Linked DNA regions of Homo sapiens: region 2 is linked to region 1. Evidence: chromatin loops called from intact Hi-C (ENCODE). Cell type or tissue: Caco-2. All regions are shown on one strand. Each heading gives the region's core, and the rest is flanking DNA. Links, peaks and the distances in the headings are about the cores only. Region 1 overlaps NOL4L (nucleolar protein 4 like). Region 2 overlaps TM9SF4 (transmembrane 9 superfamily member 4).

What was found. Hi-C counts contacts between places; a loop is a spot of excess contacts. Peaks named below come from ENCODE experiments on the same cell type or tissue, not always from the same donor. Only the 100,000 strongest peaks of a DNase experiment are listed, where the experiment ranks them.
Region 2: a loop joins it to region 1, with 6 times the contacts of the local background. A loop is called at or near these places in 5 of 110 quality-filtered maps.

Annotation. Positions count from the first base shown.
Region 1 is chr20:32,443,137-32,459,008 of GRCh38, reverse strand. It overlaps NOL4L (nucleolar protein 4 like), which reads left to right. Exons shown (of 11, transcript NM_001256798.2): 6 at 2,614-2,891; 7 at 5,248-5,433; 8 at 5,514-5,705; 9 at 6,003-6,125; 10 at 6,572-6,773; 11 at 11,193-15,872. The coding sequence ends at 11,413. Among named protein-coding and RNA genes, the nearest start is that of ASXL1, 93 kb to the right of the region's middle. RefSeq lists enhancers at 1-591, 592-1,507, 1,508-2,423, 10,512-11,013, 12,926-13,587 and silencers at 1,205-1,354, 1,785-1,834, 1,845-2,114. In Caco-2, for the core only: no CTCF peak of the experiment used is centred there; DNase peaks (open chromatin) are centred at 10,456, 12,369, 13,004, 13,134 and 4 weaker places.
Region 2 is chr20:32,148,386-32,164,257 of GRCh38, reverse strand. It overlaps TM9SF4 (transmembrane 9 superfamily member 4), which reads right to left. Exons shown (of 18, transcript NM_014742.4): 10 at 14,492-14,624; 11 at 13,555-13,636; 12 at 13,383-13,458; 13 at 9,072-9,155; 14 at 6,289-6,464; 15 at 5,744-5,807; 16 at 4,147-4,266; 17 at 2,893-2,982. Among named protein-coding and RNA genes, the nearest start is that of TM9SF4, 47 kb to the right of the region's middle. RefSeq lists enhancers at 3,973-4,864, 11,118-11,412, 14,137-15,028 and a silencer at 11,118-11,412. In Caco-2, for the core only: a CTCF peak has its summit at 8,444; DNase peaks (open chromatin) are centred at 8,437 and 8,947.

The sequences.
Region 1 (15,872 bases), core at 10,279-15,278:
ACAGCCCCGAGGCAAAGGTCTTGGTAGCTGGAGAGTCTGGGCCCCCGTGCCGGGCATCTGACCTGGTAGAGGCTCCAGGAGCACCCTGAGCAGCGTGTCTCTGGAGCTCACAGTGGCGGAGGGCAAGTCCATCTTCTCGGGAAAACCTGATTGGGAGGTGGGTGGTGGGATGATGGGATGTCACTTCTGGGCCTATGTAGGGTGTGGCACTGCAGCCAGCCTTGGGCCTGGTGCCTGTGATGAAGGCAGTGACCACTTGCTCACTGTGTGCCAGGCACGATGCCCACTGAGGAGCAGCCCCTCATTCCAGAGGAGGAATCTAAGGCCCTCCAAGGTCAAGCAAGTGGCCTGTGAGGGTGGTGTCGGTATGTGAAGTCGCACCTGCAAGGTGGGTGAAGGATGGGCCCCCTGCAGCTCATGGGAGCGTGGGTAACCAGCCAGTATGGGTGTCATCCCTGTCCCCCGTGGAGGCTCCTGGACCTCAGGTGCAGGGGCTTCTCTGGTGACAGGGTCTGTCCTGGTGGGGCAGATGGCCCTCACGATGACCCTGGGCCAGGGGAAGGGAGCATGAGGATCCCTGGCAGGGCCGGGCAGCAAGCTGGGGTTGGAGGCGTGAGTGCCTCCTTCCTAGGGACAGTGGAGAAAAGTGCCAGCCTGAAGTGGCAGTGTGGAACCAGACCTTGAAGGCTGGCTGCCATCTGCTCAGCTGGAGGTGTCATGGCAGGCAGATTGCAGAGCTCCAGCACAGGATAGTGAGGCTGGGCTGGGGGACTGCAGAGGTCACAGGACTGAGAGTGCCAGTGGCTGTGGGCCGGACTCTTACTCAGCTACAGGAAAGCATGGGACAGGGGAGTGAGGATTAGGCCTGGCTCTCACAGGTGGGATGTGGGTGGCCTGGGCGCTGGAGAGCAGCCAGTGGGAGCTGCATGAGGAGCTGGTCTGGTTCCCGGGTGGAGGAAAGTGGGCACCCCCATTCTCACAATTCACCTTCCCTGTTACCCACGAGGCTGAGTAAGGCACATCTGTCCCCCAGGAGGTCTGGCACCTTGGTTGCAGTCATTACTTTGTTTCCAGGCCAGCACTCAGTAGGTGCTCAGTAAAAATGCTGGGGAATGTGTTGGCTCCAGACTGGGCGCGAGTAGGCTGTGGGGTCCCGGGGACAGCCAGCGCGGGCCGGGACTCCGAGGATGCAGCCAGTGAGGGGCAGCTATGGGCGGGCTTTGAGCAGAGCCCGGAGCTGCCCTGCGGGAGGATGGAGGGAGTGGTGGAGCTAGGCTGCCCGAAGGAGGACAGGACGCCTGGCCCAGGGGACCTGCTGCAGCCGAGGGGGAGGGGTGCACTGCGCCGCCGTGGCCTCCCATCCCCCTCTGCCCGGCCTGGCTGCATGATGGGCAGCCTGGACCCGCCCCCGGGCAGCCGGGAGGCCAGCAATTGGTTGGGGCGCTAGAGCCGCTCGGTCGCCATGGGGACGCTCTGGAGGTGCGCGTGCCCAGTGCCCAGCACCGGGGACTAAATCTTCATAATCTGCCGGCTGGGAGGGTGGGGGTGGGGTCCGGCGTGACCCTGGCCTGGGGGAAGGGGCGGCAGGGCCCGCTGTGACCACCCCTCCCCCACCCACTCTGGGTGCAGGTGTGGAGCCGCCAGGGTCACCCGTACCTCCCCGGGACCCTCGCGGGTGCTCACCTGACAGTGACCCCGGGAGTTCCCGTGCAGCTTCAGCCTCTGCCGTCTCAGCTGAGCAAGCAGGAGGCCGGGGCTGGGGCTGGGGCTGGGTGGGCAGAGAGGCCTGGAATGTATCTGGAACTGTCTGGTCCCCTGGTTAAAGTTTCCTCCCCCGCGCCCGCAGGCTGGCGGTGCCGCGCTCTTTGCGGCAGGGGGCGCCCTCGCAGTGCTTTGCCGGGGCTGCCCACCCTGAGACGCCGGGCAGGCCCACTCGGGGGCCGCGTGCAGACCCCAGACCTTGCAGCCCCGGCTTTGCACGTCCCAGGCCGTGGGGCCTGCACGGAGCGCAGATTCGGGGGCCACCGTGCCTGTGCCTAGGCTGCCAGGGCTGGGCTTGCTTACAGGAGGGAGTGAATGGCTGGAGGTCACAGTAGAGCCATCCTTCCTGCTTCCGGCAGAGGAAGGAGACATTTGAGGGCCCACCGTGGGCAGGGGCTCTGAGAGCTCGAAGCTGCAAGGCAGTGCCCGGCAGCAGGAGCAGGGTGGGTGGGAGGTGCGGTCCTGGGAGCTGGGGAGAAGGGAGAGCCTGGCCGGGCTTCGAGGGCCTCCAGGGCCCTCTGACAGGCCACTCACTCCCAAACCCTTGGAGCTCGGTCTCCCTTAAGCCTGGACATAACGCTTGCGAGTTTGGGGTGCAGGAAGACCCTCCATGCCCTGCACAGCCCTGCCTGGCCACACCCCTCCTGATGGCCCCTCTGTTCTGGCAGAGGGGACCCTGTGGCTGCCTCAGCTGAGGCTGTGGGCTGGGGCAAATTGCCTCTGAGGTGGGGTAGCAGCACTCACCCCAACCCAGGGACACTCATGAGGAGGACACAGGGTGGGATACTCCGAGGTGGCTGCAGTGGCCACAGTGCCTTGGGTGGGGCCTCACACCCAGGCCTCTCATTCCAGATGACTCCTCCTCTGAGAGTGGCAGCGGCAATGGCTCCTCCACCCTGAACCCATCCACGTCGAGCAGCACGCAGGGCGACCCTGCCTTCCCCGAGATGAATGGCAACGGCGCCGTGGCCCCCATGGACTTCACCACGGCCGCCGAGGATCAGCCCATCAACCTGTGTGACAAGCTCCCGCCGGCCACGGCACTTGGCACAGCCTCCTACCCCTCGGATGGCTGCGGTGCCGACGGGCTGCGGAGCCGCGTCAAATACGGGGTGAAGACCACCCCCGAGGTGTGTGGGGCTGGGGGCTGAGTCCATTTCTTTCTGTAAAGGGCTGTCGCGAGGCGAGAATGAAATTGTATACGCCCAGAGCTTAGCTGGAGCCAGCCCATGTGTGTGACACCGAGCCAGGGTGGTGGCTGTGGCTGGTATGTGTTCGGTTCCTGGTGAAGCTCTGGAATGGGAGATGGCTTGGAGTGTGCCCCCAAGCCAGGCCCCCTTCTCCGAGCCTGTGAAGTGGAGCTGACGGCCCCTGCCTTGGTAGAGGTGGTAGGTGGATATGCATCCCCACAACCCATCCCCCTCCCCCAGAACAGCATCTGCTGGGGATAACAGCAAGTGGCCACTTTCGGCACAGCCAGGTACGAGGCCTCCCACTGCCTGGTTTGTCTGCGTGCCTGTCCCCATTTTATAGGTCGTGCGAAAAAAGGGCGAGGGCCCAGGGATGTGGGCAGTGGAACTCCTCCTTTGACTAGGCTGATGGACGGTGGTAAGGGTGGGCACAGTACGTACCCCTACCAGTGGGCATCCCCCCTGCTTCCTGGGGCCTCCCCCACACTTCCACAAGCTGCCTCCGGGCCACTAAGGTTTCCTGTAGTAGTGCCTCTTCTCCAACCTGGGCCCGGGGGCCAGAGGTGCCTTCCTGGAGCTTACACCTCTGGACAGGCTCTTCTCCCTCTCTGGGCCTGTTTTCTCTTCTGCAGAGAGAGTGGAGTAGGTGCTACTGCCTGCCTCATTTGGAATGTCTCGTGGGGACATTCTGTACCATGGGCTCAGTGCTGAGTTGTTGCTATGTGTCTAGCACAGGTGGCTGGGAGCAGGTTCTGGCCAGAGCAGGCTTTGCCTGGGTCCAAGGGACAGGCATAGCTGCTGTTCCATGAAGGGGGTGAGTTGTGTTCAGCAGCCATTGCCACTGTGGCCACAGGGTACATGGGGGGCCCAGGGAAGTGAGATGAGAGCAGGAACGCCACCAGCAGCTCCTATCTTAGTTTTTTCTCCATCTGTCTGCCCTGGCCCTGGCTCAGGGTTTGGCTGAGGAGTGGCGTGGGAATGTGGCTTGCCTGGGGCCACACGGCCAGTTATGGTAGCCAGCGGGGGCCCTCGGCATCCTGCCCCTATCCAAGTCTGTATGTGGACGAAGAGACAGGCACCAGGCCAGTGACCCTAGGGCACCAACCCCTGCGGGCCTGGTCCCAGGGAGAGAGGCCTGGCGGGGGCCGTGCTGTGGGACCAGGTGCCAGGCAATGCCCTTCTTCCTGGATTTGCTCCTCAGTGAGTGCTGTTCCCTTCCGGGCTGTGCCATGGCCATGCTGCCACATCACAGGGTCTGACCATACCGCCACCTGTTCCCTGAGCCTGCCTTACCTGCTAGATGCCAACCTCCTTGAGGGCAGGGACAGTGTCCCCAGGCTACTGTCAGTCACGATCTGAACGAGTACTTAGGACACATCGAAGGCACAAACTTTCCGAAAGGCAACAGTGGTCCTCAGCCGTCCCAGAGCGGTGCCCCGAGGCAGGGGCAGGAGACAGGTGGTGTGGGAGCTGAGCCATGAAGGATGAGAAGATGGAGGGGCATGGGGGAAAAGAGGGAGCTGCTCCTAAGGAGAGATGGTTGAGGGGCTTGGCCAGGGAGAAACTCGTGGTGGGAGCAGAGGGCTGGAGCCCTTCTCTACTGGAGGACAGGAGACTGCTGGGGGAGGCCGGATCCGGTTCCCTCTCCCTTTCTACCCGCATATTCTCAAGGGGCCACTGTGCTGTCCTGGGTGGGGGGCAGACAGGAGAAGTCCAGCTCAGGAGCTGCGGGAACGCATCCTGCTGAACGGACCTGTCGCCCTGGCTGGCTACCTCGCCCAGCGCATCTGTTCCTCCTCCCGACAGACAGCATGCTCGTTGCTTTGGTGACAGCTCGGTTGTCAACTTGGGGTTGCAGCCCCTTGGGGATCAGGGAGGAAAACCCCGAAGCCAAAATATATCTTGGCACGAGAGGAGGCTGGCGGGTGGTGGGAGTCCTTTCCATGTCTGCCTTTCCCCTGTACACGTGGCAGGTCCTGGTGTTGGCCTCTGCTGAGGAAACAGCTGACACCCTCCTAAGCGCTCAGCAGCCCCGGGAACCAGGTCTCTGCATACACTATTGCAGTCGGTCCTCCCTGCGGCAGCCCAGGGAGGGAGGTGGTAGCATTGCTGTCCCCATTGCACAGATGAAGGGAGCAGAAGAGGGGAGTGACTTGCTCAGGGCCTCGCAGCTATGGCTCTCGTGGCAGCAGGGCATGCGTGCCACCCTGGTCCCCAAGCTCACCGCCTGTAGGAGACCCAGCAAGGGCTTGAGCAGCTGCTTGGCCCAACCCTCTGCCTCTTGCCCTCCTTTTAGTCCCCCCCCTACAGCTCTGGGAGCTACGATTCCATCAAGACCGAGGTCAGCGGCTGCCCTGAGGACCTGACAGTGGGCCGGGCCCCGACGGCAGATGATGACGACGATGACCACGATGACCATGAGGACAATGACAAGATGAACGACTCTGAAGGCATGGACCCTGAGCGTCTTAAGGCCTTCAACGTGAGCACCGGCCGGAAACAGGTGGGGTGGGATGGGGGCAAGGCCAGGGCCAGCCCTTCCCATGGCCCGTGTCTCCACAGATGTTTGTGCGTCTCTTTGTGGACGAGAACCTGGACCGCATGGTGCCCATCTCCAAGCAGCCCAAGGAGAAGATCCAGGCCATCATCGAGTCCTGCAGCCGGCAGTTCCCTGAGTTCCAGGAGCGGGCCCGCAAGCGCATCCGCACGTACCTCAAGTCCTGCCGTCGCATGAAGAAGAACGGCATGGAGATGGTGAGTCCCCCCTGCCTGGCCCACACTTTCCCTCGGTGCCACTACTGACCTCCTGCCACACTCCCAGGATGCCCGGGCCCCTTCACCCAGGGTCTTCCCAGGAGCCCTGGAAGCAAGTACCATAATCCCTGGTTTGCAAATGAGGGAACTAAGGCCCAGAAAGATCACACAGCTCCATAGACTGAGGCGCTGGAGCCCAAACCCCACCCTGTGCCACCCACCCCTGGGGCAGGGTCTCTGCACAAGCCCAGGGCCCCCACGGGCCCCATGCTAGCTCCATCCCCGTTCTGCCTGCAGACCAGACCCACGCCACCCCATCTGACCTCGGCCATGGCAGAAAACATCCTGGCAGCTGCCTGTGAGAGCGAGACAAGAAAGGCAGCCAAGCGGATGCGTCTAGAGATCTACCAGTCCTCACAGGTACCTGCCACCGCAGCCACTACAGGGGCCGCTCCTGGGCAGCCAGGGAGGGCAGGCCTTATATGGGTGTGGACTGAGGGAGCTGTGATGGGTACAGTCGGGAGAAGGGCAGAGGGGGAACAGGAGGGCAAAGACAAGGAGAGGAGGTGGGTGGAGGTCAGGTGTGTTGTTCTCAGAGCTCCTCAGACCTCATACGGAAGCCTGGACTTCATCTGGAGACCAGAGGGCCCTGATCAAATACGCTGACAGGGAGATGAGCAGAGTTGGGGAAAGCCCCCGGGGGGAAGGTGGCTGGGGGAGGGGACAGACAGAATCCCACAGGTCAAACCGCAGCATTGGGTCCCAGGAGTCCTGGGGCCGCAGCATTTATCCACCTTGTGTCCAGGGATGGTAGTTGGGGCCAGCTGCCCCTTGGTTTCCCCAGCGCCCCCCTCTCCCCTCTGCAGGATGAGCCCATAGCCCTGGACAAGCAGCACTCGCGGGACTCCGCAGCCATCACCCACTCCACCTACTCACTGCCAGCCTCCTCCTACTCCCAGGACCCTGTGTACGCCAACGGCGGCCTCAACTACAGTTACCGCGGGTACGGGGCCTTGAGCAGCAACCTGCAGCCCCCTGCCTCCCTCCAAACAGGAAACCACAGTAATGGTGAGTCGGGGGAGGCCTGGGCTCTGGCTTCCCGACCAGCACCCAGCTGGGTCTGCAGAGCAGCCCTGGGCAGCGGAATGGGGAGAGGGAAGCAGAGGCCAGTGATGGAAAGGGGCTGCCTCACAGCATAGGGAGCAGGAGGGGCGGCTCTGGCACCCTTCCACTTCATCGTCTTAGCTGGTCCTTAGATTGGAAGGTGAAGGAGACTCAGTTGGTTAAAGCAAAAACCTACCGCCCCCTTCTCACCGCCAGTGACGCTTGCTCCAACACTTCCCACCTTCACTACCGGCGCCTCTCACTGGTTCCACTCCCCCAGGGTCCCTGTGGGTGCCGAGTCCCAGCCAAGGGCCTGTTCTTGGCCTGAGTTGAATCTCCGCAGCCCCGTCTGTCTCACCCATAGCGACTGAGGCTCAGTGAGACAGCTGCTGGCCTGGCCCAGCTGTGGCCCCGCTGGCCTGCAGGGCGGCTCCCTCCCCAGGCCTCAGCTCAGGGCCTGCCTTGTGAGGTGAAAGCTTTCCTCACCTGGGTGCTGGGCCTCCGTTCTTGCCCCTGCATTCATGGAGCCTACATCTGAGACACCTGGGGTGATGGTGCACACCTGCTCCCTCGCTCCGCTCCTGTAGCTGGGTGATTCAGTAGGTGCTTTTCCGGTAACTCCCCAGGCTACTCTGCGCAGATGGGGCACAGACCATTAGAGGAGACAGCCCCCGAAGAGACAGAGGCTTCCTCATGGAGTCAGGTGCTGCCGTGAGCACGAACTGGAATGGGGAACCTCAGACCCCTTTACTGTGAGGCCAAGGGAAGCAGGGGAGGAGTGGGGTCAGCCTGGTGGGTCACAGGACCTCTTGGGCCAGGCACTCGGGTTGTGTTCTGTGTGCAGGAGGAGCCCCTGCTAGGTTTTAAGCACAGAAGGGCCGTGAATTGTGTGGTCTGTGTCATTCTGTCTGCCCCTGTAAGAAGGTTTGAATGGGCAGAGCAAGAGGCAGAAGCCATGTGCTTTGGGGGTCGTTCAGAAGCCAGGGAATGAAGGGAAGAATTGAGGAACCTGAGTAGGTTGGAGAAAGGTGCCACCTGTAAGCTGGGGAACCCTGGTGCAAGGTCTTGGCTAAACATGCCTGAGGATTCCCTAAGCCCCCATCCTTGGCTGCAGGAGACCCCTCACTGTTCCTGGGCAGCAAGGGAGGGAGCTAGTCCCCACCCATGGCAGGAAGCCCAGGCTGCCTCCACTCGCCTTGACCCCCGCCACCCCCCAGAACCAGGAAGTGTATGCAGGTCCCTGGAAGATTCCTGCCTGGGCTTAACTCCTCATCCCTTCCTAATGCCTCTTAACCTAAAATAAGAGGCCGCCTGGCCCTAATCCCTGAAGCTAAGGCCGGAGTGGCCAGCACGGTGAGAGGTGGAGTGGCTGTCCTAGGCGGGCTCCTTTCATTCCAGGAAGAAAAGCCCTGCCCCCCCTACACATGGGGGTCTGGGGCTCAGCAGGTGAGGTGAGGGTGGTCTGGGGCCTGCTCCCTCCTAGCAGCAGGCGATGGTGACAAGCCTCTACCTGGTGTCCACCCAGCATGACCTATTTCAGGGCTGCGGCTGCCAAGTCCCCCTGACCCTCCTAAGGGCCTCTCATATTAGGGCTGAGCCTGCTTCATGCCTGCCCGTTCACACCTGCCCAAGAGGCACAAACAGCAGCCAGAGAATGATTCTTCCAGGGAGGCAGCTGGCTCTGCCCTTGTGCATCCTGGGGTCTCAGTCTCCCATCTGTGAATACCCTGGTTCCTTCATGGTGGGTGGGGAGGCCACTGACGCAGAAATCTGGTCATTTACCTCCTTGCCTGGGGCAGCCCCTGTCCTTGAGCACTAGTACCTCATTTGAAGAACATTGTTTAAATCCTCCAGCAGTTGAAGGAAGACAACAGGCAGCCACGTGGTTGCAGGGCCACCCAGCCCCACTGGCCTCCCCAGCCTCAGCCTTTCAAGTATTGTTCAATCAGTTTGGTACCTCAGCCGGGCAGCCGTATTAATGGCTCAGAGCTCCTCACTTTGCTCATTATGTTGTCATCTGGAGATGCAAATCAGCTTAGATAGAATCAGGCTCGGCCTGTCTTGCCTGGGGTGCTGGGTAACTCATGCTCACTCCTATCCCTCTACCCACCATACGGCAGTCCCTCGGCAACCTGAGCATCTGGCTGTAACCAGAGTCTACACGGGGGTGTCTCCAGATCAGATCAGCTGCAGGAAACAGGGACCTTCTCCTTTCCAAGCCTCAGCTACAGCCCAGGAGAGAAGGGAGGAAGCTCTGAGCACAGGCATGAACAGGATAGCACTTGGGGAGAGGAGAAAAGAAAGGAACCGGGACCACTGCTCATGTTGACTATGCCAGGAGGCTCTGGCCACTCCCAAGCATGACGCAGAGGGGACCAGAACCACCCTAGAGAGAACCAGACCCTCTTCCCCCGCATCCCTCTGGGTCCATCCCCTGCAATATCCAGAAGTTAGCAGAGGCACTCCTGTTCCAAGCTTCTCAGTCCCGCATTGTGACAACACCCTGGGAGTCAGTCACCTGTTTGGCTGCTGTTTCCAGACACAGCCCCAACCCCTTCCCCCTGTGTTTGATTTTAACAGACTCAACTGTTTCCTTAACTCTCAATTCCAAGGACGCTATTTAGAAAATAGTTCCTAGGACCTCCTCCTTGGTGTCCACATTCTCTGGCCGGAGAGGAAATAACCCCATGTGACAAACTGTCCCATCTTAGACTCCAGCTTCCTTCCCCATTTGGGGGCTGCACCAGCTTCCTTTTAGCAGCAGTCAGGTTTCCATAGTTTATCCCAAGATGTTACTTCCAGTCTGGATACCTCCCGTGACAAGAGCTTGTCCATCTCTCTTCATAGCAGCATAAAAACTGCCATGGAGATGCAATCATGAGAGAATGTGACCATCAGAACTTTCAGGGTAGCTGGGGGAGCCTCACACCCCCGTGGAAGATAAAGCTGTGGGGAAGGGACTCCAGGGGGAGGGCAGACAACAGAGAAGCTGACCTGGCTGCATCAGAGAAGGCTTCCCAGGGAAGCGGCAGCTCTGCCTGCACCTGCCCAGATTCTCTCTTCTTTGGCTGTTTCTTGCCGAACACCTTGTAGAATGCTTTTCAAATTCCAGGAGCTTCCAGGTCTCCTGGGAGCCCATTCAGAAAGCCCTGAAACCTCTTTGGAAGCCCTTCCCTATTGGGCCAGTCTAGGCAGTCAGGCCTCCTGTGGGCTGAGAAGGAGCCTCAGCCTGTGCTGAGTGTTTCACAGCCGGCATCTCAGCTTCTGCTCGCAGGAGCCGCCTAGTTTTGGCAGATGAGGGCTCTGAGGCCCAGAGAAGTTAAAGAATTTGCCAATGAAGTAGCAGAGCAGGACTTGAATCCACACTTGCCTGACTCCAAAGCCAGGAGCTTCTTGGGAAAGGCCAAGAGAGGACAGGGCCTGGCGGTCCCCTCCCCAACACGCACACCCCTAGTGTGTTTTGAAAGATGGCAGGCTCCCTCTTTGCCATCATCCGAGGACAAAGGGCGGGCAGTTTCTCCAGAAGCGAGTCTGAGTCTTGTCCTGATGGTTCCGGCCCACACTCCCTCGTATCCTAGCAGCATGAACCCTCCACCTCACTCAGGCACAGGACTCCTCCCAGGAGGGGGGATTCGAGGTGCTTGAGGCTTAGCAGAAAGAGGCTTCACACACCCAGCCCCTTCCTCCATCCACTGGCTGCCATGGTCCCTCCTGGGGGTGCAGTTATGGCCTGGCCAGTCTGGCCTGTACCTCTCCCCCCAGACAACCAGGGCAGCTGGCCTCTCTCCAGCTGGACAGAAGCCCCTTTCTTGTCTGGGCACACAGATGTTTCTTCTCCTGGCCTTTTGTGGCTCGACTCTCAGCTCCTCCTGGGCTTTCCCCACACGCATCTCTCAGGTGTGTTGGGCCCCTGCCTACCTGCAGAGTCTCCTGCACACCATCTCCCCTTCCAGCCTCGGTGTCTGGGCTGGGGAAGAGCACACAGATGGGTGCTGCTCCTTTAGGCACACTGGCAGAGGCTTTCTTTTAGCACTTGTCCCACAGTTCCTCAATGGAAGTAGTATTTCCCATTCCCAAGCTCTGCTCACCACACTGAGGAGAGGCAGATCTTAGGAGTTCCTTTGCCCCAAGGCCGCCTCTTCCTCACCTAAAACCGGATCCTTGCAAGATCACCCTGAGGATTCTCTGAGAACCCTGTCGCCCGCAGGCCCATTCTAAGCACTAGGGATAGAGCCATCAGGGAGATGGACCAGAGCCACGGACTTCAGTGCCCAACTCACAGTGGGCACTAGGCCATAGGTTATGACAGTGCCAAGGAAGGTACACCTCCCAGATGCCAGGCAGGGTGGCTGCTCCCTTCTCACCCTACTTCCCTCTCCACAGGGCCCACGGACCTCAGCATGAAAGGCGGGGCCTCTACCACCTCCACCACCCCCACGCCCACCCCCTCCAGCACCAGCACCAGCAGGCCCGTGCCCACCGCTCAGCTCAGCCCCACGGAGATCAGCGCCGTGCGGCAGCTCATCGCGGGCTACCGGGAGTCTGCTGCCTTCCTGCTGCGCTCTGCAGATGAACTGGAAAACCTCATCCTACAGCAGAACTGACCCCACCGGCACCTGGAGCGCACTGCCCTAGGGAAGGAGGCTGTCCCAGCCTGGACCTGGCTTCCTGCCTCACCAGTTGGTACATTTTGTTTTTGAAAGAGGTGGGATCCAAAAGAGCTGTTTCTAGCCACACTCCAAGCACCTGAGACTTTGGGCACAAGGACACTTTTTTTTTTTTTTTTTTTTTTTTTTGGAATCTCACCACACGGGTGCTCTGACCTGCTTGGAAGAGGCCAACGGGGCAGCTCTGGAAGGGTTGGGGGCTCCCCTGACAAGGCGCTGGGGCTGCAGCTCTGTTTAGAATCACCTTCGTGGACCCTGATGTTAGAATCCCACCCCCAGATAATTACCTTTCAAGTCTTAGGTGAGCAGAATTGCATATTTATTGAGAAAAGCAAAGTGGACCCTTTCTTCCTCTCCCCTTAGTAATTTATTTTTCTGAAAATGGATTCTTTTGTGTTTGTACAGATTGCTAGTCTGTGTCTGTCTGATCAGAAGGATGTATCCCCATACCTAACATTCCATATCACTACACTGATGTGGGCTGGGGCCAGTAGGGGCAGGACAGGTGCCAGGCTGGCTGTTCCTCTGCATGCCTGGTGCACCCTGTGGCCGCTAGCCCTTGGCCAGGCCATCCTGTTGCAGATCCCAGTGCTGCCACAGGGACACCACCAGGCACCTCCCTAGGCAACGCCAAGCAGGAGGACCTCACCCACACCCATGGCAAAGCAAAACAAAAGAGGCACCCCGACCCCATTCTACAGAAGCCCCAGTCCATGGTCACCTGTATTCTACCTCACACTCCAGCGTGGGCTTTTTCCAGGATGTGCCCTGAGCCTGTTCTGAACAGCTGTAACCCCAACTCCCCCACACAATGTGTCTGCCTGGGAGGTAAGTAAGTCCAGACTGGGTGTCCAGGAGCTGGAACCCAGAGAGCGTCCTGTCCCTAACCAGCCACTGCAGCCCTCCAGCTCTGGCCCTCAGCTGCTTGACAGGACGGACTGCTGGGAGATGGCAGCCGGTTGGCAGGGCCCTTGCCCTCACACCCCGCTGCCCAGGAGCCAGGTCTGAACTTCTGTGCACAGGCCTGGCCCCTCAGACTCACTCCTGCCAAGAGGGGCCACTTCTTCAGGGTGAGCCCCGGCTATCAGGCAGCCGTGAGCTCCAGGGCGGGCTGCAGCTCCCATCCCCTTGCGCCATGTTTGGAGTAAAGGGATCAGTGGAAGTGGAGGAGCCACTTGGGTTCTCCTAAGACCAGCCCTTCCGGAGGGGCCGGTCCTGGAAGAAACCCATAATCCCTGGAGTGTGAAAAAGGGCAAAAAGAAAAAGCTGGCCTGGTTTCCTTCCTCCCTGATTGATTGATTGATAGGCACTTCCTCTTGCTCAGTGCAATACCTACCAGTGCTGCTAAACCAGGGACTCGCCCAGACCTCAGCAGGCCCCCAGGGCCTCTCCGTGCAACACTCCGTAGCCATGACAGCAGCTCTCTGCTGCCCGCCCCTGCCCAGAGCTGGCAGAAGCCCTCTGTTGCCTTTCCTCCCTCAGAGCAGAGAGGCCCCAGGGGAGCCAGGGCCGAGTGGATCCTAGGATGGCCACGGAGAGCCACTCGCTCCCAGAACAGGCACCCCTTCCCAAACCAGCTTTTCTGCAGCCAATTGCCTGTTGCAGCTGTGGCCACTGCCTCCCGGCACTGTGGCAGACTCCCCCCAAGGAGGGATGGGGGGGGCACCAGTGAGGATGCCCCATCCTGCCTCAGGTCCAGAACTCTGAAAGGTAGGGTGCCCACCCCGTGCTTACTTCCGGCCCCTAGAGGTTGGGGGTGGTCGTTATCTCTCAAGTGGCCTCCAATACCCCATCCAGCCACACCACCTCTGCCTTCCATCTGACCAATCCCCAGGCCTCTGGTCAGGGCCAGGACACCTGAGACTCACCCTTAGCACAGCACAACCTCCAGTGCCCAAGGCCTCTCCCACACCCCAGCCATCCACACATCTGGCCCCACCTGCTCAGTACTACTCAACATTTGAATTCGTGTAAATATTTATTTTTGTGTGTGAACAATACTACAAAGTAATCAGTAAGATCTTTTGCAAAAATGTTACCCCAGGCAATTATTTGTGAAAATCTTAATGTTAAAACCTGGCAGAGACAATCGCCACCCTAGAATTCCTGGTATCAGTTACTTAACGTGTCACTTCTCCTCCCAGAGGCAGTACCCAAGCTAGACATGAACCGTTTGCATTTCTTGGCAGACAGGAGTGAGAAAGACTGGGGAAGGGGCTCCCTCCCCCTACCCACACAAGGATTAGATCTAAAGATCAGCATAAGCTACAGTTTGAAGTCATGTTTTTCTGAGTTCAAGCTGTTGGAACTGACCACCCTCCAGCCTGCCTTAGTACTGCGGCAAGAGCGTAGGTTCAATGTGTTTTCAAGAGAAAGGAAAGAATATGTTGTTAAAGTCCATTGGGCCTCCCAGGCCCCTCCAGGACAATGGATTTCATCATGTCGACCCCACCTCTTGGGTGGGCTCCTCCTTTCCAGTGAAACTACACCTGAAGCCCTAGAGATGGCAGAATCAGGAGCAAGTTTCTGCATGGAAACAGGATTCCATTTAGCTGGCTCAGTCAGGGAACTTGTTTTGCTTTTGTTTTAAAAGATGCAGCTTCAACCCCTTCCCCCTACTCCCGACTTGGAGGGCACCAAAGAGCTGGTTCTGATGAACTAAGCTCACTGCTGTCTCACCCTCACCAGAGGGACTGCCTTCTCCCAAAAGGAGCTCCCAAAGCCCTTGTCCCACAGCCATTTAAAAATCTTCTGAAGGGCCTCAGGGCACAAAGTGATCATTTGGGATCCTAAGTTAAAAAGGAAATGCAAGAGTAGGATACTCCAATTCCAGAGTCTTTGCAGGAGGCTAATCCCACAAGAAGGGTAGCATCAGAGAAGTGGGCATTGGTCTTAGTGGTGGATCATCAGGTAGACAAGTGATAGTGTGTGTAACCCATCTGAAATTCATTTTACCGTCACCACTCTTACAAAGGACAGTTTATTCCCAAGGACAGTGCTGACGGGGAGGGGGACAGGCAGGGAGTTAGGAGGGTTTTCGAGGATTTCAAACAGGTGGAACCCATCCATCCCTATTCCCAAGGGCCACTTACAACTCTAAGGGTGGTTACAGGATTAACTACCAGTTCATTTTCAAAATGCTGCTTTGAACTCAGAGGGTTGATACTTTTAATTTGTAATTTTTTGTAAAACTTTTTACAAAATAGTAAAGTATTTCACCAGAATACCAGTTTCAATCCGTCCATGGTCTGATTTTTATATAATTTAGTGGTGCTTTAGAAACTTTGTTTTTGTTGTTTCTGAGCTAAACAGCTCAATCCTTTTTCGCCTGTATCTACCTAAGACCAATGTGAACCTTTGTATTTTTGCTCCTAATTTTGGACTCAGTGAAAGTGTACTGTTTACATGTACAGATGCCCCCAGTCCCTGTGTGTTCTGCAAGACTTGCTCTTGAGGAGGAAGATGCACCTCACTAAGCTCATCTGCTTAGCAAAGCCACAAACAAAAACCTCTCACTTTTTACCTACGTTTCCACCTAAAAATACAACAAAAAACCTATACCACGTAGAACTCAGATTGGCTGAAAAACACTTTCCACCTGGTAGATGGCCCATATGCCTCAATTATGTGGTCCATTTAGGAGCAGGAGTCAGAAGAGAGACCTCTTATTGGCTGCTGGTGGGTAACTGCATGGACAGAGGAAAAGGGAAGGCAGGACTTTGCTGCAGAGCTGTGGGATGAATGTAGTTCTTCCCTGGGCAGCCTGGGAGTGGGAAGGTCAGAATGACTCATGTTGCCTTCAGGATCAAGCCATCCAGGATTTAGGGACAACCCAAGAGGTCTTTAGTCCTCTGGCATAATTTAGACATGTTTTGGAAGAGCATGAGTTCCATATCTGAGATGAGATTTAAGACTTTCAGTGCAGATAGTACAAGCCATTTCTTCAGGGTTCCTCTGGGGGCAGCTCCTTCATGAGGTCCCACCTCCGGGGAGGGGCACAGGGCTCCAGATAGTAAGCACTTAAGGCAAACAGTGGATGGCACCAACTTTTAAAGGTGACTCTATTAATGGCTTCACCTCTAAATTATATTTTTACAGATATGCACCTATGCAACTTAACGTGGCTCTTCTAAGCAGGTGAGGACTTCCTCCTCAATGCTCTCTATAAAAATTATTTGTGTTCTATATAGTGAGTTTTACCAGTAAATGTGGCTTAATATTTTAATTCTTAGAATGTGTCTTCTCTACGTGATGTGACTAAATTCTGTTTTGTTTGTGGAATGACTAGCACAGGCCGACTCCCTCTCTCCCTCACTTAACAAAAGACCAATGAGCTGTTAATCGAGCTGTTATCTCCATGGTATTACTTGCTAAATGCACTGATTTCATAAGTATG
Region 2 (15,872 bases), core at 5,703-10,702, 290 kb after region 1:
ACCATATGCACCCAGCCTCCATCTCTTGTTATATGCATTCTTGTGGCTGGTGGTCGGGGGAGGGGTGGGGGAGGGACAAGGAGCAGAACCGTGGTAAAAGGAGGCAAGGGACGAGGCAAAGAGGCAGAGCCAGAAAGTTCCTCATTTTATACATAAGGCATTGGGGCTGGAGGAAGAGATTTTTTGAGCAGAGCAAGAAGACTGGAGCAGAAGGGAGGAAGGACAAGAGGCTGTGATGTGATCTCTAGTTTTGTTTAACCGTGTTCCTTGTCTTCCATATTCCAGATGTTTTGAGGAACACTCAAAACACCTGGTCCTGTTGGGGCCATCAATCCTAGCACAAAATAGGCCAGGTGCGGTGGCTCACGCCTGTAATCCCAGCACTTTGGGAGGCTGAGGCAGACGGATCACATGAGGTCAGGAGTTCAAGACCAGCCTGGCCAACATGGAGAAACCCTGTCTCTGCTAAAAACACAAAATTAGCCGGGCGTGGTGGTGTGCACCTGTAACCCCAGCTACTCAGGAGGCAGAGGCAGGAGAATCGCTGGAACCCGGGAGGCAGAGGCTGCAGCGAGCCAAGATCGCACCACTGCACTCCAGCCTGGGCAACAGAGCGAGTCTCCATCTCAAAAAAAAAAAAAAAAAAAAAAATTCCTAGCACAAGACCTAAGCCAGTCTGTCTGAATATGTGATGCTATTGGACCTGGAAAACAGTGAGCACTGGGCATGTCACCCGAGCAGAGCAGCGTGTCTTCACTGGCTGACGTATCATGGTAGACGAAAGACAGTCTTTTAGCTCTAGGGCTGCAAAGCTGGAAAGAGTAGACTCTAGGGCTGCCACTGGCCATCTTTCTACTTTGTGAAAAGATCTTGCCTGCAGACTGAGGCCAAAAAAAGATACACAGGGCTAAGGCGTGGGCACAGAGCCCTGGTATGTATGTGTACATACATACATACATACATATATATATATATATATATATATATATTTTTTTTTTTTTTTTTTTTTTTTGAGATGGAGTCTTGCTCTGTCACCCAGGCTAGAGTGCAGTGGCACGATCTTGGCTCACTGCAACCTCTGCCTCCAGGGTTCAAGCGATTCCCTTGCCTCAGCCTCCTGAGTAGCTGGGACTACAGACGTGCACCACCACGCCCGGCTAATTTTTTGTATCTCAGTAGAGACAGGGTTTCACCATGTTGGCCAGGATGGACTCGATCTCTTGACCCTGTGATCCACCCTCCTCGGCCTCCCGAAGTGCTGGGATTGAGCCCTGATATTTTTGAGACTCTGGATCTAAGCATGGTTGAGGCTAGAACTCCAATTTCTTAGTCTTTCCAGTTATATAAGCAAATACATTCTTTTTGCTTAAGCTACTTTTTTTCCCTTTTTTTTTGCTTAAGCTACTTTGATAGAGTTTTAGTCACTTGCCACTTATGAGAGTTATGATTAATATGGGCTATAGAGGAGGGAGATTAGATTTGTTCTAGATGATCCCAGAATTAAGACTAAGGTCTAAAGATGGAAGTCACAGCAAGGGAGACTGCAGTGTGAATCAAGACCTTGATAATGACAGGAGCTGTCCAGAAAGAATGGGAATGTTAGGAGGGAGTGTCTTCTCTGTTGCTGGATGTAGTAGAGCAGGGGTCTGCAATCTTTTACTTAGAGGGCCAGATTGTAAATATTTTAGTTTCTGCAGGCCATATGGTCCCTGTCGCAACTACTCAACTCTGCCATTGTAGTGTGAAAGCAGCCATGGACAGATATGTTAATGAATGACCATGGCTGTGTTCCAATAAAAATTTATAGAAACAGGCCTGCTGGCCCACGCGGGCTGCAGTTTGCTGACCCCTGAGCTAGAGAATCATCTGTTGAGACTGTTAGAGAAGAGGGGCACAGTCACCAGACTGGAGGTAGGGGTACAGCACTACACTAAATGATCCTTCCAGTCTTTTCCAACTTGACTGTTTTTGGGAAACGGCATTCCCAGCTTCGATCAACTGACCTACAACTCTATTTTGCAAATACGCCTGACTGCCACAGAGGACTGCTTGCTTCTGGGCTCTGGAGACCCAAAGTACAGCAGGTCAGAGTAAGTCTTGAGTATTAGTTTTGGAGGTGAGGGGCCCAACAGGGCTCCTCCAAATTCCTCTCAATGGCTCATCTGGTTTGTGTATCATGAATGAATCTAGTAAAACTGTCGTGGGGACATCTGTATTCTTGCCCACGTCTCTCTCTCGGGACAATGAGCTCTGTGAGTTGCCCTAGTCAGGTAAGCCTGGCTCCCTCTTATTATTGGGCCACACTTTACCTATGTGGGGTCACAGAGTTAGGAGGGCTCCGAGGTGCCTGTGAAAAACTTTCCCATCCTCTCCTTACTCTGCAGGATTGAACAGTACTTGCGTGAAGAAGAGAACACCTGCAGAGACAGGATACCTGCAGCCCTAAATTTGGGTTCTACTATTTAGACTATTTCAGCATTTTGTGCTTTTATCTTTATTAACTCCTTTCTACTTTTCTTCTTTCATGTTACTCTTATCTTTTCCTTTTTCTCAAGGTGTTATTAGTCCCTCTTATTTCCTGTGAAGAGCACTGCAGGTGACATATTGCTTTCAAGTCCTGCTTTGGCTATGGCTATACCTCGTAAGTTTTACAAGCATTATTCACATTGTCACGTATCCTGATGGCCTTTGTCTCCCAAACATACAGAATACAGATTCTTTCTTTCCTAAAAAGATCCATCTTCTAGAGCAGGAACAGTTCTAGGTGGCTTTGGTCCTCCCCATTCTGGGTGGAAAAGGAAGATTCAGGCACTTGGGTTTTTCTCCCAGCATCCTCCTCCTGACCTTCCTACCCTATGAGGACTAAGAGGACCTCCTCAAGGAGGGCAGTACCTTGTTAACGAAATAAAAGATGGCATAAACCAGGACGTAGAATGCAGAGCCCCCGGAGACTAGGAAATTTCTCCACCACCAGCGGTAATCCTGAGGAGGAAACAGAGGAAGGTCAGTGTTGTCCTGGGGCAGAACCCCTTCCTACCAATTTCACAGTTGCTTGAGGGGCTGAAGACTCTGGTAAGAGCAGTAACATATGGGGTGATGGAAATGTTTCACAGCTTGACTGTGATGGTGGTTCCAGAACTGTATGCATTTCTAAAAACCACAGAACTGTGGACAAAGAAGGGTGAACTTTACAGTTTATACCTCATTAAAAAAAAAATCAACAACAAAAAAATAATTAACATTTCTCGAGCAAATGCTTAGCATGTGGCAGGCACTATTCTTTTTTTTTTTTTTTTTTTTTTTTTTTTGAGATGGAGTCTCACTCTGTCGCCCAGGATGGAGTGCAGTGGTGCGATCTCGGCTCACTGCAACCTCCGCCTCCTGGGTTCAAGTGATTCTCCTGCCTCGGCCTCCCAAGTAGCTGGGACTACAGGCACGTGCCACCACACCCGGCTAACTTTTTGTATTTTTAGTAGCGATGGGGTTTCACCATGTTAGCCAGGATGGTCTCGATCTTCTGACCTTGTGATCTGCCCGCCTCAGCCTCTCAAAATGCTGGGATTACAGGCGTGAGCTACCGTGCCTGGCTGGCAAACACCACTCTAAGTGCTATAGATGAATCCACTCATTTAATCCTGAGAGCAGCCCTCCAAGTTAGGTCCTCTCACTCACCCCATCATGTGGAGGAGGAACGGATGGCATGAAGTTAAGCAACCCGCCCAAGACCCAGAGCTACTCATGGAGGAGCCAGGGTCCCAGCCCAGAGGGACTGTTCATCCCAAACCCTGGCTTCACCCACTCTGCCAATGGCCAGTTCCCAGAGGGAGGGCAGGCCACCCAGTGTGCATCAGCCTGTTGAAGAAACTACTACTGGAGTGGACTTGGCACTGGCAAATCTACTGTCCTTTCATCTAGCTGTGGTGAGTACCCCACACAACTAAGCTGGAAGGTATCTCATTAGGCCCAGGGTACAGCTGAATACATGGAGGCTGGGAGAGGCACAGCAACGTACTGGCCCAAGAGCTCAGAGCCAGAAGCAGGGGCCACATGAAGAGCCCAGACCCAGCCTCTCCGCAGAGCCTCATCAACCCGTTCAATGCTGGATCCAGTTCTCCCTCCCCCGCCTCCTGGCCCTGCTCTCCTCACCTCTGCACACAGCTGGAAGTACACCATGACGATGCTGATTTGTGAACAGGATACCACCAGGATGATGAAAACAAGGAACAGGAAGCCAAAGAGGTAATAGAACTGATTCTCCCAGATAGCCTGTGGACACACAGTGGGGCTTCAGCTGGCTTGACCACCCTGCTCCCCTTCCCCTGGCACACCAACCTGTCACAAGGGCAGGAGTGGACACATCATCATGACACCATCAGGGCCCGTGGGCCTGGCATGTGGCTCTGGCCCCTCTTCCCCAGAGCAGGGGGTGAGCCACACTGTCCTTAGGGAGGGGCCAGGGGTTGACTGACCTGCTCTGGGTAGACCCCAGCCTGAACTCAGCAGCTTGTAGAAAATAATGATTCTTATCCAAATCAAAATTATAGAGCAGCCACCACCACTTGAGCAGCTTACCAAGCGCTAGGCCTTATGCCACATGCCTCATATACAATTGCTACATGTGTGTGTCTATGAAAGCTTGGCCTGGTAGAGCTAAGAAAGTCAAGGATCAGAGACGCTGGTGACTGGCCCAGAGTCACACAGATGAAACAGAGGGGGCTTCCCTGGGAAGTGCACATGGGCTTTGGTACCATGGGCAGCCAACACCTCCTCTGACCCTTCTCCCAGGCAAACCTGTGTGGGTGAGGTGGTCTCAGCAGGGAGGGGCTGGGCCACTACTCTGGAATAGCAGATACATGTCCGGTACTGACTTGGTACAAGGTACCATCTGTGCTGGGCCCCGAGCTGGGTCAGCCACACTTACATGCCTCTGAAGGGCCTTCCTACCAACTTTCATCTTGGCACTCTTTGGGAGGAGTCATCATCACCATTACAACAGCATTTCCTGAAGTCAAGCATTTTTACAATGACTTATTCCAACTTCACAATGACCCTGACAAGCAGGAATCATTCTGTCCACCCTCCCAGGAGCTGTGAGTAACACAGAGAGGTAAAGATGTGCAAGGACCCAGAAATGAAACCAGGTGCAACGATGCTATTAGTCATGGTGGGGAATGACTGAAGTATCACTGAGGCAGCTTCTATTTACCAAGTCCCCCTTTCCACACACCAGGCTCCCCACACACCACATATCTCATTTAAATTTTTTTTTTTTTTTTTAGATGGAGTCTCTCTCTGTCACCCAGGCTGGAGTGCAGTGGCGCGATCTTGGCTCACTGCAACCTCCACCTCCCAGGTTCAAGTGATTCTCCTGCCTCAGCCTCCCATGTAGCTGGGACTACAGGCGTGTGCCACCATGCCCGGCTAATTTTTGTATTTTCTAGTAGAGACAGGGTTTCACCATATTGGACAGGCTGGTCTCGAACTCCTGACCTTGTGATCCACCCACCTCGGCCTCCCAAAGTGCTGAAATTACAGGTGTGAGCCACCGCGCCCAGCCTCATTTCACTTTCAATGCTGCCCTGAGAGGGAAGGCTGTTGTCCAATTTCAGGGTGAAGAATGGGGCTCCGAGAGGTGAAGTGGCCCATCTGAACTTTCTCAGGCAGTAGGCAGCAGAGCACCCGAGTGGAGTGGGAGTGACCCGGCTAGCATGGGTGGAGGGGTGGGGGAGGCACCAGTACTCACACTGAAGATGAAGAAGAGCTCGATGAACATGGCGCCGAAGGGCAAGATCCCAGCCATGAGGATGCTGCCACAGAACGAGAGGTTGACATTGTTAGAGACCAGGCCACCAGGAAGCCCCAAGCTCCTTCCCAAGCTGGCATGAAGAGAGAGCACCTACACGAGTGTGGTGGTGCTAATTCTTCTGGCATATTTCTGTACTATTATAATCTCTTGAGAGGTAGGCAGGGTGGGCATTATTCTCCTCATTTTATAGATGGGCAACTGGGGTGCAGAGAGGTGGGGTGACTTGCCCAAGGTCCAAGTGATGGTCTTAACCTGTCTCACTATACCCTTCCATCCTTCCCCTTCCTTGTCCTGGTTCCTAGGATGACACCAAGTCTGCCTACAACCTGGTCACCTTGATCTTGGAGTGAAGTTAAGCTTTCATAAACTCTATTAGAGCCGGCTGAAGCGGCAGGAACTCTGGTTGCCGCACCCTTCTGGTGGCGGAGGGGGGCGTACCCTCTTCCACGTTCCCCTGCTCTTGCCTCTGCTGGAGGACTCACCCCACAAATCGGTTCATGTACCACCGCTGCTCGGGGATCTGCCGGGGAATCTGGTTGGTGCGCACAGGGTTGTCATATGGCTGCTTTCGGAAGCCGAAGTAGTAGCCCAAGTAGACGAGGGGCAGGGAGATCCCGAACCACATGCACAGCAGAGCCACCATGGTGGGAAAGGGCACCTGTAGACATGGCACCATGAGGCCCCCACGAGGCCCTGATGCCCGGGATGGGGGCTGCGCAAGGGGGAGGGGACCTTCTGGGCTCCACAGAAGGAGAGGCGACTTGTGCAGCAGAAGCACACTCCCTGCCCCCACCACAGGGCTCCTGGCCAGAATCTCTTGAGGCTGACCCCAGCCCTGATCTGGACTCCCAGTGAAGAAGGCACCTCAGCATCCCAGAGGAGCTCACCATCCAGGGAGGAAGTAGGGGAGGAACAGGAAGGAGTGGACTGAGAACGTGAAGAGATGAAGAGGTCAAAATGAAGAGATTACATGTGGCACATTATGTGAAGAAAAGAAGGGAAAAAACAACACTGTACAAAGTGCTCCCAATCTTGTCAGAATAAAACTACATGATATACTATTAAGTGTAAAAAGGAGGCTATAAACTATGTGTATAGAAGGATTCCATTTTAATAAAAACACAACATAGTCGGTCCTCTGTATCCATGGGTTCTGCATCTGTGGATTTAATCAACTGCAAACAGAAAATGTTCAGGAAGGCCGGGAGCAGTGGCTCATGCCTGTAATACCAGCAGTTTGGGAGGCTGAGGTGGGCAGATCACTTGAGGTCAGGAGTTCAAGATCAGCCTGGCCAACATGGTAAAACCCAGTCTCTACTAAAATTACAAAAAAAAAATTAGCCGGGCACTGTGGGGGGCACCTGTAATCCCAGTTACTTGGGAGGCTGAGGCAGGAGAATCATTTGAACCTGGGAGGTGGAGGTTGCAGTGAACTGAGACCTTGCCACTCCACTCCAGCCTGGGTGACAGAGTGAGAGAGTGAGACTTCGTCTCAAAAAAAAAAAAAAAGAAAATGTCCAGGAAAAAAAAAAATACAATAAAATAAGCTGGGTACAGTGGCTCACGCCTGTAATCCCAGCACTTTGGGAGGCCTAGGTGGGCAGATCACTTGAGCCCAGGAGTTTGAGACCAGCCTAGGCAACACAGTGAGACTGTATCTCTACAATTTTTTTTTTTAATTGCCGAGTGTGGTGGTGACACCTGTAGTCCCAGCTACTCAGTGGGGCTGAGGTGGGAGGACCACTTGAGCCCGGGAGGCAGAGGTTGCAGTGAGCTGAGACCACAGCACTGCACTCCAGCCTGAGCAACAGAGTGAGACCCTGTCTCAAAACAAACAAACAAAAAATACAACAATACAAATTAAAAAACAATATAGTATAACAACTATTTACATAGCATTTACATTGTATTAGGTATTTTAAGTAATCTAGAGAAGAGTCAGAATATACAGGATGTGTGTACGTAAACACTATGCCACTTTATATATGGGACTCGAGCATCCTTGAATTTTGGTATCTTCAGGGGTCCTGGAACCAATCCCCTATGAATACCAAGGGACAACTGTATCTATTTATATTTGTGCCTGGAAAGGCCTATACCAAAGAGCTAACAATACTTCCTTAGATGGGATATGGGGGATTAGAACTGATTTTTCATTTTCTTCTTTATCCTCTTCTCTACACTTACTTTTTACAAGAATCACATAAAAAGAAATATATATATAAAGTGTTTAGAACAGTATTACTACAAAGCAAGCATCATATAAATGTTTGCTGTTATTTTATAAATTTTAAATTATGTAATTCTTTTGTAAGTATATCTATAAAAAGGAAAAAAGACAACATATATTAAAGACCTACATTGTATTTATCTCTGGGTGAGCAGATTTGGGGTTATTTTAAATTTCTTCTTTAACTTCTCTGCACTTTCCAAAATTTCTACAGTGAATGTTTATAATGAGCAGCTGGTAACTGGGAGGAAAATGCTCAAAGGGAGAAGGAACACAGGGATAAAAAAGGTGAAGTGAGAGGAAGGGCATGACTGTGTCTTGAGGGTGGCTTCCTAAGTTGCTGGGAAAGAAACCCCTCCTCTGTAAGCCTGGACGTGAAGCCTCATGCAAGGACCTTTACCGCCACCCCCAGGTGGAGGGCAGAGGGCTCTACGTGCTAAGGCTAGGATAGCAAAATGCCTGCCACATCTCAACTGCAGTCCTGCTAATTGACCAAGACCCCACTCCCCCTCCCCACAACTGAGTTCAAAATCCTCCTCAGTGAGTCTTGGACAGCTGCTAGTAACACACTGGACTGGGGCTGGCAGGATTCCCAGCTCTAAGGGTAATACAACCTGATCCTTCCTTTCCTCTCTCCTCCACCTGCAGGGGCTGGTGCTGAGGGGCAGGGACACTGAGGAGGACAGGCTTGCTTTGGGATAATGACCTAATAAACTCACACTGGGCAGCTCACTCTTGGTTAAGACAAAGGGAAATTCCCCAGTTGGCCGCTGGACTGTGGAAACCTCCCTTTAGAGAAGTGGGCTTGGGTCAGTTGACTGAAAGATCTCACAGGAAGGCCAGGGCCAGGGCATGACACACCAAGGGCAGGGCTGGGGAAACCCCAGCTGGCCCTCTGCCCTCATGGCTGGGAACGTAACTCTGGGGACTCAGAAAAGGGAAGGGAATGGCAGGAAGTGGCTTTTGGGAGTAGGGCTGAGTGCAACTGGTCCTCGCTTGCTGGGGAGGGGCTGGAAGGGTAGGGGAGGCACTTACCGCTCCTGATGAGTGCTTTCCCCAAATGAAGCAATTCAATACGAAGCAGATGCCAAAAACCACACCAGGGTACAGAGTTGCCGTCTGGAGCAAGAGGGGCCGGGTTGAGGAGCAGCATCCAGGGACCTCCCCTACCTGTCCCGGTGGGGCCCCCAGACCAGAAGCTCTTAAGCCCTCCTTGTCTTTCAGACTCTGCTCAAGCATCATTCCTTCCAGAAAGTATTCCCTGACCCTCAGACTGAGCAGGACTCTGTTCTATGCCCTCTCAGGTCCCTAATACTGCCCCTTCTTGCTCTCATCCCAGTTCGTAATTACATATTTTGGCTACCTGATCAATATCCGCCTATCCCCAAAAGACTGTGAGCTCCTTGGGAGGAGTGTGTCTACCTTGTTCTCTGATGTACTCTCATCACTGAGAACACGGTAACTACTCTGGCCAGGCGTGGTGGCTCATGCCTGCAATCCCAGCACTTTGGGAGGCCGAGGTAGGTGGATCACCTGAGGTCAGGAGTTTGAGACCAGCCTGGCCCACATGGCGAAACTCCGTCTCTACTAAAAATACAAAAAATAGCCGGTGTGGTGGCTCATGCCTGTAGTCTCAGCTACTCGGGAGGCTGAGGCTGGAGAATTGCTTGAACCCGGGAGGCAAAGGTTGCAGTGAGCAGAGATCGTGCCACTGCACTCCAGCCTGCGCGACAGAGCGAGATTCCGTCTCAAAAAAAAGAAAAAAAGAACACGTTAACTACCCAATATATACATATGTAAAAAAATTTTTTTTTTGAGGGGGAGAAAAATTACCTCCAGAATCGCTTGAGCTCAGGTGTTTGAGACCAGCCTGGGCAACATGGTGAAACCCTGTCTTTACAAAAAATTAGCCAGGCGTGGTAGTACGCACCTGTGGTCCCAGCTACTTGGGAGGCTGAAACAGATGGATTGCTTGAGCCCGGGAGGCAGAGGTTGCAGTGAGCCGAGTCATGCCACTGCACTCCAGCCTGGGTAATAGAGCAAGACTCTGTCTCACACACACACAAAAACCCTAAAAAACAACTTTAACAAAACACGTATGTCTGGGCCCCAACCCAAACTGCCTAGAAGGATGGTGAAGCTCTGAGTCTTGGGGTGGCAGATGCTGGGTTCCTATGTACCTTGTCTCACCTAATCCTCACGCAAGTCTGGAAGGAAAGTCTACCATTATTCCTTTTAATGAGGACACTGAGGCCTGGCGATGTTAAAGACAACCCCTCACCACCTCCACGTCACCCAGCCTCCTGAAGGTACAGCAGAGGTATAAACGCAGGCAGTCTGACCCCAGAGCCCATGCTCCTGACCTACTGCAGTGTATTCTTGCCAGTCAGAATCTCTTGGGTGGGGTATAGGCACAGGGATTCTAGTCTAGTCAATGCACCAGAGTTACAGTTGAGACTTTTTCTTCTATTTTCTTCAGAGACAGGGTCTCACTCTGTCACTCAGGCTGGAGTGCAGTGGTGCAATCATAGCTCACCGCAGCCTCAAACTCCTGGGCTCAAGTGATCCTCCCACCTCACCTGCCTGATTAGGAGGACTACAGGCACATGCCACCACATCCAAGTAATTTATTTTTTGTAGAGACAGGGTCTCACTGTGTTGCCCAGGCTGATCTCAAACTCCTGGGCTCAAGTGATCCTCCTGCCTCGGCCTCCCAAAGGACTGGGATTAGAGGCACAAGCCACCACAACCGGCATGAACCTTCTTGCCACACTGATCACCAGGCCAGGGACTGCTGTGGCAGCCTGAGCATCCAGGTGGGTCACTAACCACAATGACGAAGGCCCTCCGGAACCTGATGCTCAAACCTCCATTGCCAGTTTCATCTTTGGCTCACAGCCCTGCACCCAACAACTGGTCACTGTTCCTGCACATTCCTGTCTCTGGGCCTTTTTGCATAGGTCATCAACACCTCAGAGGATCCATTTCCTGAGGGCTAATGCTATACCAAGGTCCTTATGTGCAGTTAACCCTAGCTATCTTCATTGGAGAGATGGGGAAACTGAAGCTCAGAGGGCTGTTGAAAGTTATCAACCAATGCAGAGCCAGACTGGGATCTAGGCCATTCCAGAACCTTAGGCCCCACTGCTGGCTGCGTCCCTTCATCTGAAATCCTCCTCAAGGCCCGGCTCAAAGGTCACTTCCTCCCTTCCTTTGTGTTCCTGCATGACTCTGTTGTGTAGCACAGAATTCCTCATCTGCCTTCCTGGCTGAAATTTACTAACTGGGCACTGTGCTAGGTAGGAAAAAAAGCTCCAGGGAGAAAGGCAGACCCCTATGTAGAGAACAACACACCTGCCCCTACTTAGCTCTGCCAAGTGCTACTTAGGTCTCATGAGGGCTCTGCCAGGCTCGGGGTAGGAGGTGGGGGAGGCGGCAGCCTCTGGAGGACTGATGCAGGAGCTAAGACTTAAAGGATGAGGTGACACCAGCCAGGTGAGAAGAAAGGGTGGTGTGGCCCAGGCAGAGGGGATGGCACAGGCAAGGCCGTAGGAGAGTACACCCACACTGCTGCAGGCTGTTGGAGATGACCCCCTGTGGAAAGGCACCAGGGAAGGGTCAGAATCTTGTAGGGAGACCACAGAGGGCCAAGTGAGAGGCAAAGATGTCTGAATCCTTGAAGATGCAGAGATGGGGGTGGGAGGGGGTGGAATTCACGGAACATTCACAGAACATTTGGTAGGAAGATCCTTAGCACTTGATGTCTGAGAAGGAATGAGGCATGAGGAAGGAGGAGGATAGGCAGCTTCAGGTTTCTGGCTTGGGGGGCCTGGATCAATGATGGGCTCACTAGATGCAAGGGGTGGTTTGGGGGAAAAAGACTGGGTTTGATGTAGGATCCATCGAGGGAAATCCTGGAGGGTATCTGGTGACCTCTCCAGGGAAGAATCTTGCCAGGAGGGAGTGGTGAGTTTTACTCCTCTCTAGATCCCTGGCTCTTGGCATATGGTGGCCAGAGAAAAATGCTCAAATCATCAAGAATTCAGGAAGTTGGCTGGGCGTGGTGGCTCACGCCTATAATCCCAGCACTTTGGGAGGCCGAGGCGGGCGGATCATGAGGTCAGGAGATCGAGACCATCCTGGCTAACATGGTGAAACCCCATCTCTACTAAAAATACAAAAAAAAAAAAAAATTAGCCAGGTGTGGTGGTGGGCACCTGTAGTCCCAGCTACTCGGGAGGTGGAGGCAGGAGAATAGTGTGAACCCAGGAGGCAGAGCTTGCAGTGAGCCAAGATCACACCACTGCACTCCAGCCTGGGCAACAGAGCGAGACTCCGTCTAAAAAAAAAAACAAAAAAACAAAAAAACAAAATTAGCCAGGCATGGTGGCACATGCCTGTAATCCCAGCTACTCGGGAGGCTGAGGCAGGAGAATAACTTGAACCCAGGAGGTGGAGGTTGCAGTGATCCGAGATCGCGCCATTGTACTCCAGCCTGGGCAACAAGAGCAAAACTCCATCTCAAAAACAAACAACAACAATAAAAAAACAAAAAACAATTCAGGAACCTTTCTTTGATCCTCCCAAAATAGTCACGGTCACAACTTTTCTTTACCGAGGGCTTACTTTGTGCCAGAAGCGTCGCAGCCAGAACTGATACAGCCTGAGCTCTCCTTGAGCTTTTGACAGCGGTGAGAATGGCTTCAGAATCCTGGGCCCAGAGACTTCTCTGAGTGTGGGCACCCAAGAGTCTTCCTAGTCCTCTAAGAGACTCACTCGCTCTAGGAGAAGGGGCTCGGGGATCCCTGGGAGGTGAGGTCAATCTCGAGACCCCCTCTGGTTGCTACGCGCTTTTCTGCTGCCAAGAACTCTCCTTACCTCCAGGAGGCCAGAGAAGGGCAGCAATCCTCACCAAAGAGAAATGCAGGCACCAGCCTGGAAAATGGGCTGACAGGAACTTGGGTCTGGCCTCTTCAGGCTTAGGCAGGCAATTCCCTCTTTACTCAGGGTGTTCTCTCAGCTGCCCTGCTATTCTAAATCTTGTTATTCTGAATCCCCTATTTCTTCTCTTGCTTGAGCCATCAGACAATGTCAGCTAAAAATGACCTAAGTTCAAATCCCTCATTTTACAAATGGGGCAGTGGAGGCCCTGGGAGGTTCTGCTGCGAGCCTGTGGGTAACAGCCTGGGATTCCTGCCCTTGGACCTGTGCTGCTCCTGCTATGTCTTGCTGCTGCTCAGCTTCTGGCCCAAAAATCCCCACCAGGACCTGCCTACCTTCTCCTGAGGAGCCCAGGAAGAAGCTTCTCTGCTTCCCACCAAACAAGAGAAGGTTTAGGACACTCACACAGAAGGCTCCTTTCTTCCACCGATGGCCTTTTAAAGTGCGGTACAGACGGCCAGCAGAAAATCCGCCAAACACCCTGTGGGAAAATGGCAGGGATCCACACCAAGGGGACCCATTAGCTGGTGTGGAGGAGGCCTGTGCCGCCCCCGGGAGCCCACTCAGACACACCTACCCCATGAACATGAAGAGGAAGCAGGCTGTGGTCATGAGAGCTCCCCGGCTGGAGGGCGACAGCATCCCAAGCATGGCTACAACTGTGGAGGGAGGGAGGGAGGAAGGGCAGAGAAAGGCAGGGTGGCTGATCACCAGGCCTCTAGCCCCAGCCCCAGCCCCAGGCCCACCTTGGACAGGCTGACAGGAGGACTCTGGGCAGATGAGGCTCCCCCTCCCTTGTCTTCTCAACAGCATAGTCCCCTACCCTCTACAGGGGAAGACTGGGTCTTAGTTGGGGTTCGGAGGGGTGCAGCAGCTGCTGGGCCTTGGCTGGCCAAATCTCAACCGCAGCTTTCGGTCCACAGAGCACTTGCAGTGAGTCAGGTGCTGGGCTGAGGGCACCACAAATGCCAGGTCTCTGAATCCACCTTACCAACTCTGCAGGGTGATTACTTTCCCTATTTTTCAGATAAGGAAACGGAGGCTCACAGAGGTCAAGTGGCCTGTCCAAGGTCACAAAGCTTGGAGGCATGAGGCTGAGATGTAAATCTAGGCAGACTGACTCCAAAGCTGTCTAAAATTACTATATATTAGTGGGGTTTTTGTTAAAGAAAAAAATATTTGATTTCAATCCTAATCCTGGTACTGACTTTGGGCAGGTCACTTGGCCTCTGACTACAAAAGGAGGCCAAGCTCACAGCAATGATGTGTTGCCTCATTGATGGAGGAGACATGGTGGGCTCTGTAAATGGCTGTGAGGTGAATCACCAGTCCTGGGCTGGGGCTGGGGCTGTTGCTGAGATAGACGGCCTGTCTGGCCCAGAGATACTGACATGCCCACTTGGTGCCAGGAGCTTGGTTCCCTTTCTCCAGGGAGGGAAGCCCACCCTTCTCTCCTTGAGGCACCTGGAAGAGGAAGCCATGCCCCCATGCCCGGCCCCGCTGGGCACACTCACAGATGACGATGAGGATCATACAGAACAGCTGAATGCCTGAGCCCAGCAGGGAGCTGAGGATCATGGGGTACTGGGGGGGCCTGAAGACGTCGCCGTGCACCAACTTCCACCCAGACTCCTCCATGGTGTCTTCCTGCAGCGAAGGGCCAGAGTGAGGCTGGTTGTTGAAGATGGAGGCAGCTCTTGCAGGGACCACCCCCAAGGTGACAGCTGACACCCTCAGGTGCCAACCAGCGCTGCTCTGACACAGGAGTGTAAGTGATAGGAGAAAGTGCTTATCTGAAACTGTCACAAGAAAAGGAGGCCACAAACCTGATGCCTGTAGATGCGTAAAAGGAAAATCTCTTTAAATTCCACAAACCTCGTTTGTGGGAAAATAATGTAAATACCTCAACTCACTAAAATGTCAACTGTAAGAGTTCTTGGGTGGTGAGATTTGGAGTCAATTTATTTATTTTTTCTGATTATGAAAGAAATATGCATTCTTACTTGTGTAATAAAAAAAGTAAAAATAATTTGGTATGTAGCATGAAATTCAAATGAACAAAAAGTAATACATGTTTATTACAGAAAAATTTAAACAGAACGATATAAAAATAAAATGATTTGATACTCCCACTTAATAACACTGTTTTGATATAATTCCTTTAACCTTTTATGTATATATGTGTATATGTATGCTTTAAACAATAACATTGGGATCACACTATGTACTTTGTTATTTTCAGTTGGTATTTGTGAACATTTCTTCAGGTCAATAAAAGCTTGACATTGTATTTCAAAGCTGTAATATTTCTGGCTGGGCGCGGTGGCTCACGCCTGTAATCCCAGCACTTTGGGAGGCCGAGGCGGGCGGATCATGAGGTCAGGAGATCGAGACCATCCTGGCTAACAGGGTGAAACCCCGTCTCTACTAAAAATACAAAAAATTAGCTGGGCATGGTGGTAGGCGCCTGTAGTCCCAGCTACTCGGGAGGCTGAGGCAGGAGAATGGCATGAACCTGGAAGGCGGAGCTTGCAGTGAGCCAAGATTGTGTCACTGCACTCCAGCCTGGGCAACAGAGCAAGACTCCGTCTCTTAAAAAAAAAAAAAAAAAAAAAAAGCTGTAATATTTCTATACCAAGTCTTGGTGTTTTGAATCTTGCCTTAGAAAAATAATAGAAGAATTGCTGTGCAAAACAAGTTGCCTGTTTTAGTTCTTTTTTGTTTTTGTTGAGGTAGGATCTCCCTATGCTGCCCTGGCTGGTCTTGAACTCCTGGGCTCAAGTGATCCTCCTGCTTTGGCCTCCCAAAGTGCTGGGATTACAGGCACGAGCCACCATGCTCAGCCTGTTTTACAGTTCTTGATATCCACTGCCAATCACTTTTCAGAAAGCTACC